2 separate regions of the Homo sapiens genome follow, and region 2 is linked to region 1. Evidence: read pairs that join two places in POLR2A ChIA-PET (ENCODE). Cell type or tissue: endothelial cell of umbilical vein. All regions are shown on one strand. Links, peaks and the distances in the headings refer to the core of each region. The heading gives the core; the rest is flanking DNA. Region 1 overlaps DCTN4 (dynactin subunit 4). Region 2 overlaps CSNK1A1 (casein kinase 1 alpha 1).

Region 1 (9,825 bases), core at 5,826-9,825:
TGGGCATAAAATTTCAAAGATAGCTATTTGATGAGCCAGCTACCACCCCTTAGGTGGAGGGAACAAAGGGAAATAGTTAGAATTATTAAAATTTAGAACTTAAACAAAGAGCTCCATGTAGCTGAAACTCAGGCCTCCAGTGAGCTGAAGGGGAACACTGCTTGCGTGGTCCTGGCATCTCGTGATGGCAAAGGAGGGGTGGCATGATTATACAAGAATTGGAAAACTTCAACTGCTTACTGCCACTTCCTCCTGGGTAAAGAAGCATTGCTGGGCCGGGCATGGTGGCTTACCCCTGTATTCTCAACACTTTGGGAGGCTGAGGCAGGAGGATTGCTTCACAGGAGTTTGAAACCAGCCTAGGAATAGAGTTAAGACTCCGTCTCTACAAAAAAATTTTAAAAATAGCCAGGTGTAGCAGCGCATGCTTGTAGTCCCAGCTACTCAGGATACCAGGGTGGGAGAATCAGTTGAGCCCGGTAGGCTGAGGCTGCAGTCAGCTGTGATTGTGACTGTACTCCAGCCTGGGCAACAGAGTGATACCCTGTCTCAAAAAAAAAAAGACATTTTTGGAGTGATGGCCACAGGGAACAGGGACCACAAGCAAACAGGAATCTCTAAAGGAAGAGCAAGACCCTTCCTCCTCCAGACTTCTAGTCTCCCTTTAGAGCCCGCTGCTGACAGAACCTGACAAAGAGCCATCCGATCCAGCAGATACAGTCCAAGCAGAATCCTGTGTCACAAAGCAAAATTGAGAGAGGTGCGCTTGGAGCTGAAAAATAATAGCTTAGTAAACTGGCACAGGGAACATTCACAGTCTTTGTTTTGTTTTTAGAGAAGGAGTCTCTGTCGCCCAGGCTGGAGTGCAATGGCGTGATCTCCTGCTCACTGCAACCTCCACCTCCCGAGTTCAAGCAGTTCTCCTGCCTCAGCCTCCTGAGGAGCTTGTATTACAGGCAAGCGCCACCACGCCTGGCCAATTTTTGTATTTTTAGTAGAGATGGGGTTTTGCCATGTTGCCCAGGCTGGTCTTGAACTCCTGACCTAAAGTGATCCACCCGACTTGGTCTCCCAAAGTGCTGGGATTACAGGCGTGAGCCACCATGCCTGGCCCATTTACGGTTTTTTGACAGAATGATCAAAAGCTTTCTCAACAAGATATTAGAGAGAAGAGATAACAAGGTGGGTTAGAAAAATAAAGTGAAGCCAGGTGTGGTGGCTGATGCCTGTAATCCCAGCACTTTGGGAGGCTGAGGCAGGCAGATCACTTGAGGTCAGGAGTTTGAGACCAGCCTGGCCAACATGGCGAAATCCTGTCTCTACTAAAAATACAAAAATTAGCCAGGCGTGGTGGCACGTGCCTGTAATCCCAGCTTCTTGGGAGGCTGAGATGGGAGAATCACTTGAACCCTAGGGGCGGGGGTTGCAGTGAACTCAGATCACGCCACTACACTCCAGCCTGGGCAACAGAGCCAGACTCCGTCTCAAAAAAAAAAAAAAAAGAAAAGAAAAGAAAAATAAAGTGAAGGCAAAGGTGAGATTAGTTTAGTGATACCAAACGTGGGTTAACTTCAGAAAGCACCAGGTCAAGTGTTGTTTTGTTTTGTTGTTCGATAGCATTCCAGACCCTAACCCCAGAGGATTTTTTTTAGCAGGTCTAGCTAGGGACCAGAAATCCAAATTTGTTTTGGAAAAGCTTCCCAGGTATCAGTGGTTGCCTGGGAAATTAAGGATAAAAAGAAAGACTGATGTTTTTCTTTTTACCATTTTAAACTGTTTGAATTATTTTTTACATGACTCATACAAATCAAAGGTCTGGTTAGTTACTGTAATACAAAATGTGCTGAGTTGTACAGTACAAAATGTGTTCTCTCAAATCCTTGCTTTATGTGGGTCCTCAAATTAATTAGGTACAGAAATTTGTTAAGCCAAGATATACTTCTGGAATGATTGTCTGAGATATCAGATTTCAGCCTGATTACATGATAGAGTAATTAAAAACTGAATTAATTATATTTTACATTATTAGATTTAATAGAACTTTCAGATTTCTGGAAACTAACACTGTATAAATATGTAAATATGTAATCCCAGTAACCTTTCTTAGAGTAACTGAATGTCATTTGGGTAGTAGACAAATTCTGTTTATTTCATTGCCCTTTTACTTTCAGAAACTAAGTTATTAAAGCACAAACTGTATGCACAAATGAGGGGAAATTGAAATGCAAACCTCAATGAAGAGACATTTTTGTGCTAAAATTCCTAATTACATAAGTTATTTACAAAAACATTCTTGATTTATGGTGTTCCAAAATTTCCCTTAAAGCACTGAGTTATTAAAACTTCCCACAGTATGGCCAGGCATGGTGGCTCATGCCTATAATCCCAGCACTTTGGGAGGCCAAGGCAGAAGGATCATTTGAGCTTAGGAGGTCAAGGCTACCATGAACTATGATCGTGCCACTGCTCTCCAGCCTGGGTAACAGAGCAAAACCTTGTCTCTAAAAAATAAAAATAAGGCCGGGTGCATTGGCTTATGCTTGTGATCCCAGCACTTTGGGAGGCTGAGGCGGGTGGATCACCTGAGATCAGGAGTTCGAGACCAGTCTGACCAATGTGGTGAAACCCCATCTCTACTAAAATTATAAAAATTAGCTGGGCGTGATGGTGTGCACCTGTAATCCCAGCTACTCAGGAGGCCGAGGCAGGAGAATCGCTGGAACCCAGGAGGCGGAGGTTGCGGTGAGCCAAGATTGCGCCACTGCACTCCAGCCTGGGTGACAGAGCGAGACTCCATCTCAAAAAAATAAATAAATAAATAACTTTCCACGGTATGAGTCTATGTTCTATAGAAATATTGCATTTGCACAGAGGTAAATGTAAAGGGATGTTTGCAGCACCATTGTTTATAATAGAGAAAAGTTGTCAGCAACCTCAGTATATGCCAATTATGGTAAACACATAATTGAATACTGTGCAACCATTACATAGATTGTAGATGATCTGTATATACCAGCGTCAAAAGGTGTTTGTGATAAACAGAGTTAAAAAAAAGCAAGTTATGGAATAGTGTGTACCATCTGTGTTGGTTAGAAAAGCAGAAAAGTATAAGCTCATAGAAAAATATATGGCCAACGTGTTGGCTTATGCCCGTAATCCCAGCACTTTTGGAGGCCAAGGCAAGCAGATCACCTGAGCCCTGGTGTTCGAGACCAGCCTGGGCAACGTGGCGAAACCCCATCTCCACCAAAAAATATACGTATTAATATATAAAGCTAGCCAGGTGTGGTGGTGCATGCCTGTAGTCCCAGCTACTCGGGAGGCTGAGATGGGAGAGTTACTTGAGCCCGTGAAACAGAGGTTGCAGTGACCCAAGGTGGAGCCATTGCACTCCAGCCTGGGCGACAGAGCGAGACTGTGTCTCAAAACAAAACAAAAAAATACTTGGTAGGTTAAGAACAAAGTGTTTATAGGTTTTCTGTGTGTGCTGAAGGAAAGAATAAGGTGAAAGACTTTTACTGTAAGTCTTAGTGGTTTGGCTGATTTTTTTATCTACCTAATACTTGCTTTTTTTTCTTTCCATAGCATTATAGCCTTCAGAAAGGCCAACAAAGTGGGTATTTTCATCAAAGTTACACCACAGCGTGAGGAGGGTGAAGTGACCGTGTGCTTCAAGATGAAGCATGATTTTAAAAACCTGGCAGCCCCCATTCGCCCCATTGAAGAAAGTGACCAGGGAACAGAAGTCATCTGGCTCACCCAGCATGTGGAACTTAGCTTGGGCCCACTTCTTCCTTAAAAGGTTCCACTGGAGGGCAGATCCCAAAGGACAGTATCACCGTAAACCTGCGTTAAAATGTGGAAGCTGCTGCTTCATTAGGCCTTGTTTATAACGATGTACCCATGCACTACGGAATTCTATTGCTAAGAAAGTGGGAGCATAGGCAAGGCATTGGGAACACAGGGTAGCTGCTGTTGCTCTTGCTCTCACCCCTGTTGACACCAGTAAGTCTGTGTCTCCCTCACTGAACCCTGCACGTTGAGTAACAGCAGCATAATTCCATCCTAGGAAAGGGGATGGGTGTTCCTTGGAATGGCATTGTATTTACCACCTGAGAAACTCTGTACTGTCTCTTGATCTGATCTCACTAAGGATCACAATGTCACAGATGAAACTTAAATGATAACCCAAAGGTAGACCTGCTGTTAATGATCCAGCATTGGTCACAATGTACCAACTGCTTTCTGCATTCCGTTAAATATCATCTAACAGTCTAAAACATATCCCTTCATTGCCATAATGGCTGCCATTTTGCCATAGATTTCCATATAACTGAAAAACTGAATTGTCACTTTATCTTTAGTATCATGATGATTGGAAAAACCTGTGAAGTTGTTAAGGCACTCTCATTTGCCCTCTTTTTCTAAGTGAATACAGGACACGTATTAGTTGTTCTTAATTTTTTTCCCAGTAAAATATGGATCTTTTAAGAAGAATTTGAGAAGCAAACAATTACATGTCATGTCAAGGGGGTAGCAGATTCCATTCGTTTTCAATATTGCCACAATACCCAGGGATTAATGCTGCCACAGGGGGGCAATCTTTATTTGTCTTACTTCCTACCCCTTCCCTGTTCTGCCTCTTTAACTCAGTTAAGTTGTTCTGTTTGGGACCTGGAAAAGAACCCAAAGAAAACCTGAGTGGACAGGTTCATTTCTGGAATGCAGAAAACATTTTAAAGGCTAGATTTTTAGAATATTCTCAACTAGCATTCTTTCCATTGATTTGAAGGGGAAATTAACTATTATAATCTCTTGAATCCAAAACTGGATATTAAGAACTTTCCCCCTTACTAAGTTTAAGACTTTTGTCATGTGGTGAGTCAAATAAGACCATTTTGATTGTAAACCATAAAATAGTTCAGCAAGTAGCCCACAGTTCTGGCCTAACAGCAGACTTGCTGTTTTCACTTGGTATCCTGGAGTTGGGTTGCTAACCTTAATTTCTATGATGTTTTCTAAAATGAAACTTGATAAAGTAGACCACCAGCTGCACCGTGTTTTCTGTAAAAGTATTGTTAGTAAGTGGCCAAGAGACTTGAGGAAAATACAGATTTTTTGTTTACCTTGGTCTTGTTTTAAGTCTTAAAAAATTAAAGATAACATTATAATGTAGAATACAGATGGGACATAGTCCTTGTAAGCTTCCCTTGAAAATGTTTTAAATATTTAGGAAGCTTTTAAAAGACACTAAATTGTACTCTAAAAGACACTAAATTGTACTAATTGTACAAAGGTCAAGCCAATTTTATGAAACAGTCCTACAGAGTAATATATGTGATGCAGTGTAAGAAGGAAAATACTCATCTCTAACATTATGGTAATAACATTTAGCCTCTTAGGAGTTGGAGCAGGGGGATGGGTAATTACAGATTTGCAGACTATAGAAAGAGTTTCATTTTTTTGTGACCCCACAGAGTCTCAAATTTTTATTTCACTACCTGCTAGAGCCTACTGTGAAATCACTGCTCCATATTTGCCAGTGGAGGAAATGGGCATAGAGTAGAGAATAGCTTCATATGTTTACACGTTTGCATAGACTACACACATGTCATGCGTTTATGGCAGGTAGCTGGTATTTATTCCCCAAAGTAATAATGTTGAAGTATGGGTCTCATCATTCCCATACACAGAAACACAAAACACTTTGATCATAAACTTTTTTCTTCAGAAGCCAAACTAACTTGCAGAATAATAGAGCCACTGGTTTAATGTTTCCTCAAGATAGGTTTTAGTGTAAGCTAGTATTCTGTGTGTTCGTAGAAATGATTCAATACCTGCAGCTGGTGAATTAGGAATTGTATTTGTTGCCTTTTTTATATTAGATGAGGTGCAAAAATTTTAATGCTAGTCAGTATGCACCACCACAGGAAAGTTAGATCCCATTAGCACTTGAAACTACAGCTTTGGAAACTTAGGCTAAGTTAATTTGGATTTGTTACTTGATTCACCTACTGACCTTTTCTTTTGTTTGAAGTGCTTATCAGCATAATGAGCTAAGTGTCATGCATATTTGTGAAGAAACACCCTTTTTGGTCCCTTTTGGGACAGAGAGGTACTCCTTGATCTTTATGAATGACAGGTTACTGTTTTGCCTTATTGCTTAACTTAATGTAGTGAAATAAAGCAGACAAAGCTTGAGCGTGTCTTTTGTTTGCTCTCATGTAGATACTAAGTAGCATGGCTCAGAGCCAAAAGACAAGCGTGAAGTTAAGAGAGTTGGCTAAGAGAGTTGGTGGGGCATGCTCCCTTCCATTCCTTAAATGAAGTAATCTAAAATCTCTTAGCAGGTTAGTTCACCATAATATATAAGTAGATGTTGCTTTGAGCTTCTTATATACATATTCACAGAACCATTATATAAATGTTGTTAGACCTCTACCAGTTTTTATCCTGGGTCATTGCTTCTAAAGATATCCTTTACAATATACACAGTGGTCTGACTCCACCAGTGGCCACTCATCACCTTCATCTGTACCTTCATAACTGTTCCTTCCCTCCTCTTACTTAGATGAATTATTCATACTCTTCCTGTTGGAACCCAGCCCCACCTCTTAACACTGAAGCTCATCCTCTTACCTATTCACAGATAGCATCGGCAGCTCCCTCCTTCCCTTTTCCATTAGCATGTGATTTCTCTCATCTTAAAAAAGAAATTGGCCTCACTCTCCTCTTCAGCTGCCACTCCATTTCTCCACTCCCTGTACAGCAAAACTCCTCTAACTCTGACTGGGCATGATCGCTCACACCTGTAATCCCAGCGCTTTAGGAGGCCGAGGTGAGAGGATGATTTGAGGCCAGGAGTTTGAGACAAGACTGGAAAACCTAACAAGACCTTGTCTCTGTTTAAGTAAAAGTTTTTTAAAAAACAAAAATGGCCAGGTGCGGTGGCTCACACCTGTAATCCCAGCACTTTGGGAGGCTGAGGCGGGCAGATCACGAGGTCAGGAGATCGAGACCATCCTGGCTAACAAGGTGAAATCCCGTCTCTACTAAAAATAATAAAAAAAATTAGCCGGGCCTGGTGGCAGGTGCCTGTAGTCCCAGCTACTCTCGAGGCTGAGGCAGGAGAATGGCGTGAACCTGGGAGGCGGAGCTTGCAGTGAGCCAAGATCACGCCACGGCACTCCAGCCTGGGCAGCAGAGCGAGACTCCGTCTCAAGGGAAAAAAAAAAAAAAAAACCCTAATTCAACCTTCCAGTTCCTCCATTCTCACCTGAACCCATTCCAGTTAGACTCTCACCGCCACCACTTGGTCGAAACTGCTCTTGTCAAGGTCACCAGCAATCACCACACTTAAATACAGGGTCAGTTCTCAGTCCTTAACTATGCAATTTTTCAGTAGATCTGACAGTTTATCTCTCCCTTCTTGAAAGGCTTTGCTTGGTTTCCAGAACACAACACTCCTGGTTTTGAGGCAGAGCAGGGACCCCCTTTTAGGAGGCTTGTGGGCCCCTCCATGCATGGAAATAAAGGGAAATCTTGAGTTCCTTCAAGGGAATTCTAGGCACCTAGCTAGCCCAAAGAAGTTAATGAGCAACCTGATAAGCAAGAAGTAGCTGAACACAATAGCCAAGGAAGTCAGAGTGAGATGTTTTGTTCCCTATAGAAACTAAGGGTAACATACATGTCCCCAACTTTTCAGAAACCTGAACTCTCACCAGCTTTAAACCTCAGATAAGGGGAAACTGAGAACTGAACTCTGACCACTGTTCATTGTTCTAAGTTGCTTCCTGAGGGGCCTGGAGGAAGTCATGTCCACCGGCCAGAGCTAACATTCTTTTCTGTGGATCCCAAGTTTAGACAGCTTCACCGCCTTAATCATAAATCAAAAAATCTTTGAAACCACCTATGACCTTTGAGTCCACCCCCATCCCAGCTTTGAGATGTCCCACCTTTTTAGGTCAAACCAATGTATAGCCTCTATGTATTGATTTATGACTTTGCCTGTAACCTCTCTTTCCCTGCCTTTAAAAACCCGTAGCTTTAAGCCATCTGGGAGTTCGGGTCTTAAGCATGATCTGTGCAATTCTCCTTGCATGGTGCCCTGCAATAAAATGCCTCACTTTCTCTTGCTACTAGCCTGATGTCAATGGCTTTGTGGCACTGGGTGAGCAGACCCCAGTTTAATTCAGTAACAATTTTCTGTCTACCCTGCTAGAAAGTTTCCTTCCGTATTCTTTGCTAGTTCTTTCCCATCTTCCCAACCTTGCAGTATACCAAATCTCATTTCTCACACTTCTTTCCTCTTTACACTCATTTAATGAACTTGCCCAGTTTTGGGGGGCAAGAATGCCGAGAAAAGATCTATTCCTAAGGCCCACACAGGGCCTGCTGAGGACTGAGGCTGAATTGAATTAGAACAACAGAGAACCCCTTTACTTCTACCCCGCTACCAGCCTACCAAGCAGCTAGTAACAAGCATCCATTTCTAGGGGATGGGCAAAGGCCTAGAAAGTTAGTCACCACTGTGCAGGTAGGCAGGACAGCTGTAAGCTGAGGATGAAGCATGAACACTTGAGTTCTTCAGCCCCAACCTACAGTATAGAATAATGCTAGAGTAGGTGAAATCTGTGGTACATTGAAAGCAACCATAGCAATAAAACCCAAGCCCAGGTCAGGTGCGGTGGCTCAAGCCTGTAATCTCAGCACTTTGGGAGGCTGAGGCAGGTGGATCACCTGAGGTCAGGAGTTTGAGACCAGCCTGACCAACATGGAGAAACCCCATGTCTACTAAAAATATAAAATTAGTCGGGTGTGGTGTTGCATGCCTGTAATCCCAGCTACTCAGGAGGCTGAAGCTGGAGAATCGCTTGAACCCAGGAGCTGGAGGTTGTGGTGAGCCAAGATCGCACTATTGCACTCCAGTGTAGGCAACAAAAGCAAAACTCCATCTCAAAAACAAAAACAAAAAACAAAAAAAAAACCCAAGCCCCGCTTGATTCCTAACCAGATTGACCAAACCCCATGCAGACGGTCTAACAGAACACACTTGCCCATTTCCGAGCATTAATATGATTTACCTCATTCTCTTCTGTTATATAAGCAATGACTTGGCCGGGCACGGTGGCTCACGCCTGTAATCCCAGCACGTTGGGAGGCCAAAGCAGGCAGATCACTTGAAGCCAAGAGTTCAAGACCAGCCTGGCCAACATGGTGAAACCCCACCTCTACTTAAAGTACAAAAATTAGCCAGGTGTAGTGGTGCAGGCCTGTCGTCCCAGCTACTCAAACCCAGATGTTTGAACTAATGGACAGAGACTTTAACATGTTGTTGGGGCTCAGAAAATGATACCCCAAATTAAGGCTCTGAAGCAGCCTCAGAAGCAAAAGTTTCTCTCTGACCTTCTGCCTTCCTGTCTCTGGCCCTTCATTCTTCCCCAAGCCTAGCCACAGACACTGAATCCCTTTTCCTCAAGGTGGGTCATAGAGAGAACCCCTTTTCCCCAAAGCCAGCCATAAAATGTAAAATACTACTCTAGGCCGGGCGCGGTGGCTCACACCTGTAATCCCAGCACTTTGGGAGGCAGAGGCAGGTGGATCACAAAGTCAGGAGTTCGAGACCAGCCTGACCAACATGATGAAACCCTGTCTCTACTGAAAATACAAAAATTAGCCAGGCATGGTGGTGCGTGCCTGTAATCCCCGCTACTCAGGAGGCTGAGGCAGGAGAATTACTTGAACTTGGGAGGTGGAGGTTGCAGTGAGCCGAGATCGCACCATTGCACTCCAGCCTGGGCGACAGAGCAAGACTCTGTCTCAAAA
Region 2 (10,683 bases), core at 3,878-7,877, 1.2 Mb after region 1:
TAGAAAATGGCGGAACGACGTGACTCAACCCCATATTCCTGCCCTTTTCTCAGCTTGAGTTCACAAATTATGCTTCCTTGATTCCTCCTTTAGCAGCCCCGAGTGGATTAAACCTTTGAAAAGCCAAGAATAAAGCTGCAGGAGGCGGTGTGGAGGTTCGAGGAAGGAGATGGCATAGTGACAGTGTTTGTGATCTCTGCAGCAGATGTGACACGAAATTGTTGAATTACACTATGTAAAATCCTTCGTAGTTCTTTTAAAAGTGTTAATTACTCTTTCTTTTCGTGAATGGTCATATTTGGCACGTTTCAGTCGGGACTAAATTTGTATAGGTAGTGGCAAAGGCAGTTTGAGCAGCACCAACTATGTTAAAATTTACTCATATCAGTTGTATTTAAAAAAATCTTAATCACTTAGCCACACTTTGATAAGTAATTTTAACCTGTTGAGTTTGTCAGTAAATCTTCACATCAGAGAAATTGGGGCCTTTGTTGGTGTGGAATATTGGTGAGTGCAAATAGCAGTAACGAGGATAAAAGATGACGAGATAGACATTGTTCTGTCAAATGGTTAACTTTACTTTGGAGGGTTTTAATGTTTTAACTTTTGGGATTAAAGATCCTCTTCATGGAATGGAGACTAAAATATAGTTTAAAGCCCAGCTATTTTCCAGCAATAATCTAAAATAACATTTGCAAAATTATTCAGAATAGGTAAGAATGGTACTTACTGTTTACTGGAGCCTCTTCTTTAAGACGGAGTTTTCGCTCTTGTGGTCCAGGCTGGAGTGCAATGAATGGCACGATCTTGGCTCACTGCAACCTCTGCCTCCCGGGTTCAAGTGATTCTCGTGCCTCAGCCTCCTGAGTAGCTGGGATTACAGGCGCCCGCCACCACGCCTAGCTAATTTTTGTATTTTAGTTTCACCACGTTGGCCAGGCTGGGCTCGAACTCCTGACCTCAGGTGATCTGCCTGCCTCGGCCTCCCAAAGTGCTGGGATTACAGGCATGAGCCACTGTGCCCGGCTTTTTTTTCTTTTGAAACGGAGCCTTACTCTGTTGCCCAGGCTAGAGTGCAGTGGCGCAACCTTGGCTAACTGCAGCCTCCGCCTCCCAGGTTCAAGTGATCCTCCTGCCTCAGCCTCCCAAGTAGCTGGAATTGCAGAGCTGCACTACTACGCCTGGCTAATTTTTGTATTTTTAGTAGAGCTGAGGTTTTGCCGTGTTGGCCAGGCTGGTCTCCACCTCCTGACCTCAGGTGATCCACCTGCCTCAGCCTCCCAAAGTGCTGGGATTATAGGCGTGAGCCACCGGGCCCAGCCTGTTAGCCCCTTTTTCTATTCCAGTTTGTATTTTTCATGTCTTGAATTAAGGACTGGGTTGCATAGTCTTTACATGGAAACAACTCAAATAAAACTGTCCTTAAAAAGAGTTCCAGCCAGGCGTGGTGGCTCACGCCTGTAATCCAAGCACTTTGGGAGGCCAAGGCAGGCAGGTTACTTTAAGTCAGGAGTTCAACACCAGCCTGGCCAACGTGGTGAAACCTCGTCTCTACTAAAAATACAAAAATTAGCTGAGCATGGTGGCACGTGCCTGTAATCCCAGCTACTCGGGAGGCTGAAGCAGGAGAATAGCTTGAACCCGGGAGTCGGAGGTTGCAGTAAGCTGAGATGGCGCCACTGCACTCCAGCCTGGTGACAGAGCGAGACGCCATCTCAAAAAAACACAAAAAAACACAACAAAAAAAAAAACAAAGTTCCAATGCTGATTTACAGTTTTAATGGAGAATTGAGTGATAAAATGTGCTATTGGTTGTAAATGAGCAAGTAAATCATTTGGAAGAAAGTTGCAAATTTATCTTATGAGGTGAAGATTAAATCTGAGATGATATAGATTTGAAGTTTTTAAATCATTCTTGCCTTTAAAAAAAAAACCTACTATGTGGGAAAATAAGGCCCCTCACCCCTGATTTGCTTTCCATTACTATAGTTTTTCCTAGAATTTCATATAAATGGAATCATACGATATGAGGTCATTTGTGTCTGGCACTTTTCACTTAACATAATGTTTTTGAGATTCATCTATGTTGGGAGATTTTATAAATTTCACAAATCAGGTTAAATTTAATGTATTTGAAATCAGTTTCAAAAAGCATTAAGCATTGTCATTTTTCAGTGCTAAACCCAAGTACAGTACATGTCCTTTTATCTGGTAGCTTTTATTTAAGACCTGATACAGACCCATAAGGGCAATGAGTAATGTACTGAATAAGCACATGAATAAATTAACTTCTGAGCAGAATTATAGTAATAGGTGCCTATTATAAGGTGGTGAGTGCAGAGAGAGTTATGGTAGTTATAAGCTGTCTGTGGGTGAGGCTAAACAGATTAACCTGACTTTCAAGTTAAGGCTTCCTGAGAGATGGGATTTCAGGATCTGGCTCTAAGGAAGAAAGCTTGGTGAACTGGTTTGGTAAGGCATCCAAGAATAGAGTGTGGCTTCTGGGTGTAGTCTCTAAAGGAGAACACAGTAATTGGATGAGAGTGTGGAAAGGGTAAATTTGCTTTAGGAGTGGTAGGGTCAGGTACATGGAAACAAAAGTGGTTCATTGGTTTTAAAGTGAAATGTAAAAAAAAAACTGTTTCCACTGAAGCAAAAAGGATAAAGATTTATGTAAACATTCTTTATTTGGGTAGCAGCATCTTCCCATCCCCCTCAGTTTGTTCCCCACTATTTCTGTATCACCTATACATGGTACATACTTAATAAATATTTACTCGGAAAGTATTGAATTAAGTTGACTATTTAGTGTTAGCTAGATAAAAGTTATGTGTTATCTATTGTTTTAGAAGTATTGTCACTAATTTAAAAAATTTAGATTTTGCTGCCTTTATCCTTCATATACAAATTTGTTCAATCCCTTCCCTATGTTTTCTGTTACAAAATTCCCTATAGGATTTGCTTTTTTTTTTTTTGACATGGAGTCTCACTCTGTTACCAGGCTGGAGTGCAGTGGTACAGTCTTGGCTCACTGCAGCCTCCACCTCCTGGGTTCAAGCAATTCTCCTGCCTTAGCCTCCTGAGTAGCTGGGACTACAGGCACGTGCTGCCACGCCCAGCTAATTTTTGTATTTTTAATAGAGATGGGGCTTTACCATTTTGGCCAGGATGGTCTCCATCTCTTGACCTCGTGATCTGCTCGCCTCGGCCTCTCAAAGTGCTTGGATTACAGGCATGAGCCACCGCACCCAGCCAGGATTTTCTTTAAGATACTTTGGTATATCTTACAACAGAGACTGAAAATTACCTGGCCTGCGTAGATGACCTGCTGAATCAGGTCCTTCCTGTGTAATTTGAGAGACCTATTGTTAAGAAGCATAGCATCCTGAGTAAAGAGCAAGGATAAGCCGGGCGCCATGGCTCACGCCTGTAATCCCAGCACTTTGGGAGGCCGAGGTGGGCAGATTGCCTGAGCCCAGGAGTTGGAGACCAGCCTGGGTAGTAGAGACAGGTGAAACCCTGTCTCTACTAAAATACAAAAAAAAAAAAAATTAGCCTGGTGTGGTGGCGTGCGCCTGTAGTGCCAGCTACTCAGGAGGCTGAGGCAGGAGAATTGCTTGAACATGGGAGGCGGAGGTTGCAGTGAGCCAAGATCGTGCCACTGCACTCCAGCCTGGGCGACAGAATGAGGCTCCGTATCAAAAAAAAAAAAGCAAGGATAAGAGAATGGCATCCATTTTCTTGATATTTTAAGAAATGAAGCTTCCGGTTCTAGGCACTTGGAGAGCCGCGGCTTAAGGTACAGACATGGCCAAGTCCACGAACCACACCACACACAACCAGTCCTGAAAATGGCACAGAAATGGTGGGCTCCAGGTTCCTGAGGAACATGCACTTTGCCAAGAAGCACAAGAAGGGCCTAAAGAAGATGCAGGCCAACAATGCCAAGGCAATGAGTGCACTTGCTGAGGCTAGCAGGGCCCTCGTAAAGCCCAAGGAGGTTAAGCCCAAGATCCCAAAGGGTGTCAGCTGCGAACTCGATTGACTTGCCTACATTGTCCACCCCAAGCTTGGGAAGTGTGCTTGTGTCCGCATTGCCAAGGGGCTCAGACTGTGTGGGCCAAAGGCCAAGGATCAACCAAGGCCCAGGCTGCAGCTCCAGCTTCAGTTCCAGCTCAGGCTCCTCCCAAAGGCTCTCAGGCCCCTACAAAGGCTTCGGAGTAGGTATCTCTGTCTGCCAACGTGAGGACAGAAGGACTGATGCAACCCCCCTGGGCTGCCGTCTTTATGGGGCTGGGGTCCTCCTGTGCTATTAGTACAAATAAACCTGAGGCAGGGGAAAAAAAAAGAAAGAAAATTCTTGGACCTTGTCAATTAATATGTGAGAGCTCACTTAAAATTACAGTTGACCCTTGAACAGTGCTGGGGTTAGGGGCACTGAACCCCAGCCCACTCCCACTGTGCCCCACAGTCAGGAATCCAAGTGTAACTTTTTTTTTTTTTTTGAGATGGAGTCTTGCTCTGTCACCCAGGCTGGAGTGCAATGGTGTGATCTTGGCTCACTGCAACCTCTGCCTCCCAGGTTCATGGGATTACAGGCGCGCCGCCACACCCAGCTAATTTTTGTATTTTTAGTAGAGACGGGGTTTCACAGTGATGGCCAGGCTAGTCTCAAACTCCTGACCTCAGATGATCCACCCACCTCGGCCCGCCAAAGTGCTGGGATTACAGGCATGGACCACTGCACCTGGCCCCAAGTATAACTTGACTCCCCAAAAGCTTAACTACTACTAGCCTACTGTTCACTGGAAGCTTCACCAATAACATGATTGGTCAATAACTATATATATATATATATATATATATATAAAGCTCTTTACCCTCATCATCCTCACTTTGGGCTGAGGAGGAAGAAGAGGGGTTGATCTTGTTTGGGTAGCAGAGGCAGAAAAAAACCTGTGTACAAGTGGACCTGTGCATTTCAAGCCCCTTTTGTTCAAGGGTCAGCTGTATTGAGTTTCTGTTAAAACCTTTTTTTGTGTGTTCCATTCTAAATTGAATTAAGTTCTCCAAAGGAACAATTTAAAAATTTTTTTAAATTTTTTTTATATAGATGGGCTCTTGCTATATTGCCCAGACTGGTCTTGCATTCCTGAGCTCAAGTACTTCTCCTGCCTCAGCCTCCCAAAGCGCTGGGATTATAGGCATCAGCCACCGTGCAATGACCCAAGAAACAACTATGACATACCGAAAAATTCTTTATCTAGATAGGTTTTGGAGGTTTGAGCTGTAGATCTGCCATGTGATATTGACTGGGTCATCTACAGTCAGTCAGTTCCTTAATGTGTGTAAGCCCATCTGTTTCCTCATTTAGAACATAAAAAAAGGATTGTTCTAATGGGAAGGAGAGTGCTGAATAGAAAGATTTAGGGCTGCCTACCCTTCTTTTGCCAGCTAAATACTCATTTCCATTTGCCTTTGCATACTGAGCTTTTGGGTAGGGTTTTGTTTGAACAAGGGTTCCCTACTTAAAAGTGTCACTGGCCTCATTGATCCTAAGGACTTTTAGTCCTGGAATTTTAAGACCTATTTTCAAAGGATAGTAGCTAGAAAAAAAGCATTCCAGCAGTTTGATATTGTGTCTACTACTTGCCTTCCTTTCTTGTTTTTCCTATTTTTCTTTCATCTTTTATTATTTTTATTTTTAGCGGCAGGTTCTTGCTCTGTCACCCGGGCGGAGTGCAGTGGCTATTCAGAAGTATGATAATAGCACACTACAGCCTCAAACTCCTGGACTCAAATGATCCTCCTGCCTCTTAGCCTCCTGAGTAGCTAGGACTGCAGATGAATACCACCTCTCCCAGCTGCCTAGTGTGTTTTAATCACTATTTTTGCCCTCTGTGTCTGAAGGTCAAATGTTTTAGAACGTATTTATAAAGCACTAGTTAATCCTTACTCTTCACTTTTAAAAGCAGCTTAATCTTATCTTTGGCACTGAGCATATATCCTGTGAATAACATAATGGCTGTTATCAGAGAATAAAGATGACGCTGCATTGGATATGTCTTCATTAAGATATATTACAGTGTCCATGCTTAGCTTGGACTAAAAAAAAAAAACCAGAAAAACGTACGTCACAGATCACGAGAAATGTGCTTTTTAACTTGAAGGGAAACTGAATTCATGGTATACTAGAGCTGCTTTATACTGGCTTATGAGATAATGTAATAATGCTAGGTAGCATTTTAAGCTGGACAAAATGTTAGAGATGTATATAGCCCTATTCCTACTAATACAAATTAGACTGTTGAATCTCAGGGGAGTTACTGGAGTGTCCTAACTTCCAGTTCTTCTGAGAATCATTATCACCCTTATGTCAAGGTCAAATCATGCCCTCTCACACACTCCACATCGTTTCATTTGATACTGGAGAGCCATCCTGTACTTCTTCACTTGTTGGCATTTTGCCTCATAGACAAGCTGAAGAGCTCTTACATAAATATAAGTAACCTATTTGTATTTAATTAGATGCTTACGATTCAGGGTGTTCTTATTCTCCCTTTTGAATCTGTGGATTGCAGGATAAAAACTTGCTGGAAATTATTAATTTGTGGCCAGGCGCAGTGGTTCACACCTGTAATCCCAGCACTTTGGGAGGCCAAGACGGGCGGATCACCTGAGGTCAGGAGTTCGAAACCAGGCTGGCCAACATGGTGAAACCCCATCTCTACTGAAATACAAAAATTAGCCAAGCATGGTGGTGTGTGCCTGTAGTCCCAGCTACTTGGGAGGCTGAGTCAGGAGAATTGCTTGAGCCCGGGAGGCAGAGGTTGCAGTGAGCTGAGATCATGCCACTGCACTCCAGCCTGGGTGACAGAGCGAGCCTCTGTCTCAAAAAAAAAAAAAAAAAAAAATATATATATATATATATATACATATATATATATATATATATATATATATATACATATATATATATATATATATATATATATATATATATATATATATATAAATTTGTATCTCATTTCGGAGTAAATGCTTGAACCCATGTAAAGTATGTGGGTTATTCCTTGGCTTTAGTCAGTGGTCCCCAGCCTTTTTGGCACCAGGGACAGGTTTCGTGGAAGACAGTTTTTCCACAGACTGGAGCAAGTAGGGGGTGGGGTGGGGGTGGGAATGATTTTGAGATGATTCAAGTGCATTACATTTATTGTGCACTTTATTTCTATTATTATTACATTGTAACATATAATGAAATAATTATACAACTCACCTTGATGTAGAATCAATGGGAGCCCTGGGCTTGCTTTCCTGCAACTACCTGCTTCCATCTGGGGGTCATGGGAGACAGTAACAGATCGTCAGGCATTAGATTCTCATAAGGAATGCACAACCTAGATCCCTCTGATGTGCAGTTCACAGCAGGGTTTGCGTTCCTATGAGAATCTAATTCTGTTGATCTGACAGGAGGCTGAGCTCAGGCGGTAATGCCAGCTTTGGGGAGTGGCTGTAAATACAGATGAAGCTTCACTTCGCTTCTATACTGGATACCGGTCAGTGGCCCAGGGATCAAGGATCCTTGGCTTTAGTCATTTCTGGACCTAGATCTTTTTTTTTTTTTTTTTTTTTTTTTGAGATGCAGTCTTTCTCTGTTGCCCAGGCTGGGATGCAATGGCGTGATCTTGACTCACTGCAACCTCCACTTCCCAGGTTCAAGTGATTCTCCTGCCTCAGCCTCCTGAGTAGCTAGGACTACAGGCATATACCACCATGCCTGGCTAATTTTTTTTAGTAGAGATGAGGTTTCACCATATTGGTCAGGCTGGTCTCGAACTCCTGACCTCAAGTGATCCACCTGCCTCGGCCTCCCAAAGTGCTGGGATTACAGGCGTGAGCCACCGCACCTGGCTAGATCATTTTGTTTTAAAGTATATTTAAGCTGTACCTAAAATATCATTAAGTCTTGGTTTTCTCATGATCTGTCACTGTTCACCAGGGATTTTTGCTGTCAAGAATGAGTGTCTTCATAACTTTCATCATTTAACTTGGTGTTCAGTGTATGCACACAGGTAAAATGATGCTTTATTGTGTTACTGTTTTTGTTTCTAATTTCAATCTCAGATGGCTCTTAAAATTTTGGTTGACTGGCCGGGTGTGGTAGCTCATGCCACACCTGTAATCCCAGCACTTTGGGAGGCCAAGGCGGGCGGATCACTTGAAATCAGGAGTTTGACACCAGCCTGGCCAACATGGTGAAATCCTGTCTCTACTAAAAATACAAAAATTAGCTGGCCATGGTGGCAGGTGCCTGCAATCCCAGCTACTCGGGAGGCTGAGACAGGAGAATTGCTTGATCCCAGGAGACGGAGGTTGCAGTGAGCTGAGATCACGCCACTGCACTCTGGCCTGGGTGACAGATGGAGACTCCATCTCAAAAAAAAAAAACAAAATTGGTTGACCAGTATTAACATAGCATAAACTAATGCATGTTTTAGTGGGATTTTTATTTTTAATTTTATTTTTTGAGATGCAGTCTTGCTCTGTTGCCCAGGCCAGAGTGCAGTGGCGCAATCTTGGCTCACTGCAACCTCCGCCTCCTGGGTTCAAGTGATTCTCCTTGCTCAGCCTCTGGAGTAGCTGGGACTACAGGTGCCCGCCACCATACCCGGCTAATTTTTTTTGTATTTTTGTAGAAATGGGGTTTCACCGTATTGGCCAGGCTGGTCTTGGACTCCTGACTTTGTGATCCGCCCATCTCGACCTCCCAAAGTGCTGGGATTACAGGTGTGAGCCACCATACCCTGCCGGATCAGTTTTGACAAATGCATATGTTGGTGTAACCTACATCTCTGTTGAGATAAGGACTATTTGATTTTTTTTTTGTATGCACACATTGCTCATCCTTGGTAAGTTCTATTCTGTGACAGTGTTAGTTTTATTTTATTTATTTATTTTTTAAGTCTGTCTTTTGGATTACAGCTAAGCCTTATTTTTCTCCCCAGTCCCCAGTTAAGCATTATTTTGGTGTTGGTTTTACTATAGATTAATAGTCTGTTTATCACCATGAGGTACATTATAGGATTTATCTGACAAAATTATCAGATGGTGGTTGTGTTGCAGGTGATGGTAGTAAATATGGTATTCAGTGATAATTGAGATCTTTACCTTGCTCTCCTTTGAAGAACTAAAATACTGCCTTTTTCTTGTCGGTGTGAGCAGTGGGGTATGTTATGGCCCTTTAATGGGGATTTTGGAAGTGCTACACAAAACGGTTTAGCTGAAGAGAGTACATTTCAATCCTCAACATAAAGGGAAATGGAAAGAGCATTGTATTATGAGTCAGGGTTCTGCCTGTGATGCCATCTAGATTTGAACCTATTAATAGAATGAATTCTATAATTTGTAAAGTCAGTTCTTACTTGTAAAAGGGTTTTCGAAAGCCCAACAAGGTCTTAAGGGTTTTTTAATGTGTAGTATATATTGATGGAATCAGTAGGACAAAAGATGCCTCTTGTTCTCTGATGTAATGATTTGTTCTAATTTTAAGGTATAATTGCCTTTTATTTATTTGTAATGTTGATAAGTACTTTTGAAATAAGGGAATAATTGGTTGAATTCAGTGTGGCTAAACATTCTTTTTTCCCTCTGCATGCAACAAAAAGAGTCCAATATTATCCAGGCATTGCATACGGTCTCATTTAATCATTACACCAATCTTGTAAGTTGGTGTTTCTTATAAAGTATGTGAGTCAAAGTGGTTAATTTGCCTAAAGTCACACAGCTGATGTGTGATTTGTACAGGTCCTACTGCATCTTTCAGCTCTACCAGTGGTTCTCAAATTTTGCTGCAAATGGAATCAAATGGCAAAGTTAAAAAAAAAAGACAACTAATCCCTAACTGCAAGTATTTTGATTTAATTAAATTGGGATATGACGTAGGTATCATGATTTTTAAAAGCTCCCCAGGTGATTCTGATATGTAACAATTAATAATTGTTATTAATCCCCAAAATATAGTATATTAATAATTAATAACAATAATTTTTGCTTTGCTACTCACCCCCATCAACCCCCATCTTTTCCTAGAATTACAACCTAATAAGGCTATACTCTTTTCTTTCTTTTTTTTTTTTTTAAGAGTTGGGTTCTTGCTCGGCCGCCTAGGCCTGGAGTATAGTGGCTCAATCATAGCTTACTGCAGCCTTGAACTCCTGGGCTCCAGTGATCCTCCTATCTCAGCCTTCTAAGTAGCTGAGACTACAGGCATACACCACCATACTTGGCTAATTTTTATTTTTATTTTTTAGAAATAGAGTCTCACTGTGTTGCTCAGGCTGTAAGGCTGTGTTCTTAATTTATATATTTCCTCTTAGAATTAATTCAGGAAATCCTGTAATAGGCATCATGATACTGGAAAGTACCAGAAAGTACATATAATCCCATGTAATCAAATGCTTTGATTTCTGGAAAGTGTCTAAAATCGATGTATGAAACCATTTACCTCTTCACATGTTTCAGATGCATTCCTACAATAATGCATTCTAGAAACTCCTTGAAGGAGAGAACTGTCTTACTCATAGAGGTATCTTGTGTTTCTTATTGTGCCAAGTACAATAATGAAATTCTACTTTTATTATATATCTATATACATTTAATTTTTTCTTTTTCTTTTTTTTTTTT

The links. Peaks named below come from ENCODE experiments on the same cell type or tissue, not always from the same donor. Only the 100,000 strongest peaks of a DNase experiment are listed, where the experiment ranks them.
Region 2: POLR2A ChIA-PET joins it to region 1 with 8 read pairs; 3 of 35 experiments call an interaction of 5 or more read pairs at or near these places.

Annotation. Positions count from the first base shown.
Region 1 is chr5:150,705,123-150,714,947 of GRCh38, reverse strand. It overlaps DCTN4 (dynactin subunit 4), which reads left to right. Exons shown (of 13, transcript NM_016221.4): 13 at 3,586-6,508. The coding sequence ends at 3,799. Among named protein-coding and RNA genes, the nearest start is that of RBM22, 9.0 kb to the right of the region's middle. In endothelial cell of umbilical vein, for the core only: no CTCF peak of the experiment used is centred there; a DNase peak (open chromatin) is centred at 7,767.
Region 2 is chr5:149,538,924-149,549,606 of GRCh38, reverse strand. The region is part of intron 2 of CSNK1A1 (casein kinase 1 alpha 1); the gene reads left to right. It also overlaps the pseudogene RPL29P14. Among named protein-coding and RNA genes, the nearest start is that of CSNK1A1, 7.2 kb to the left of the region's middle. RefSeq lists enhancers at 1-39, 1-106, 1,040-1,575, 3,805-4,714 and a silencer at 8,431-8,634. In endothelial cell of umbilical vein, for the core only: no CTCF peak of the experiment used is centred there; DNase peaks (open chromatin) are centred at 5,396 and 5,976; H3K27ac peaks cover 1,180 bases.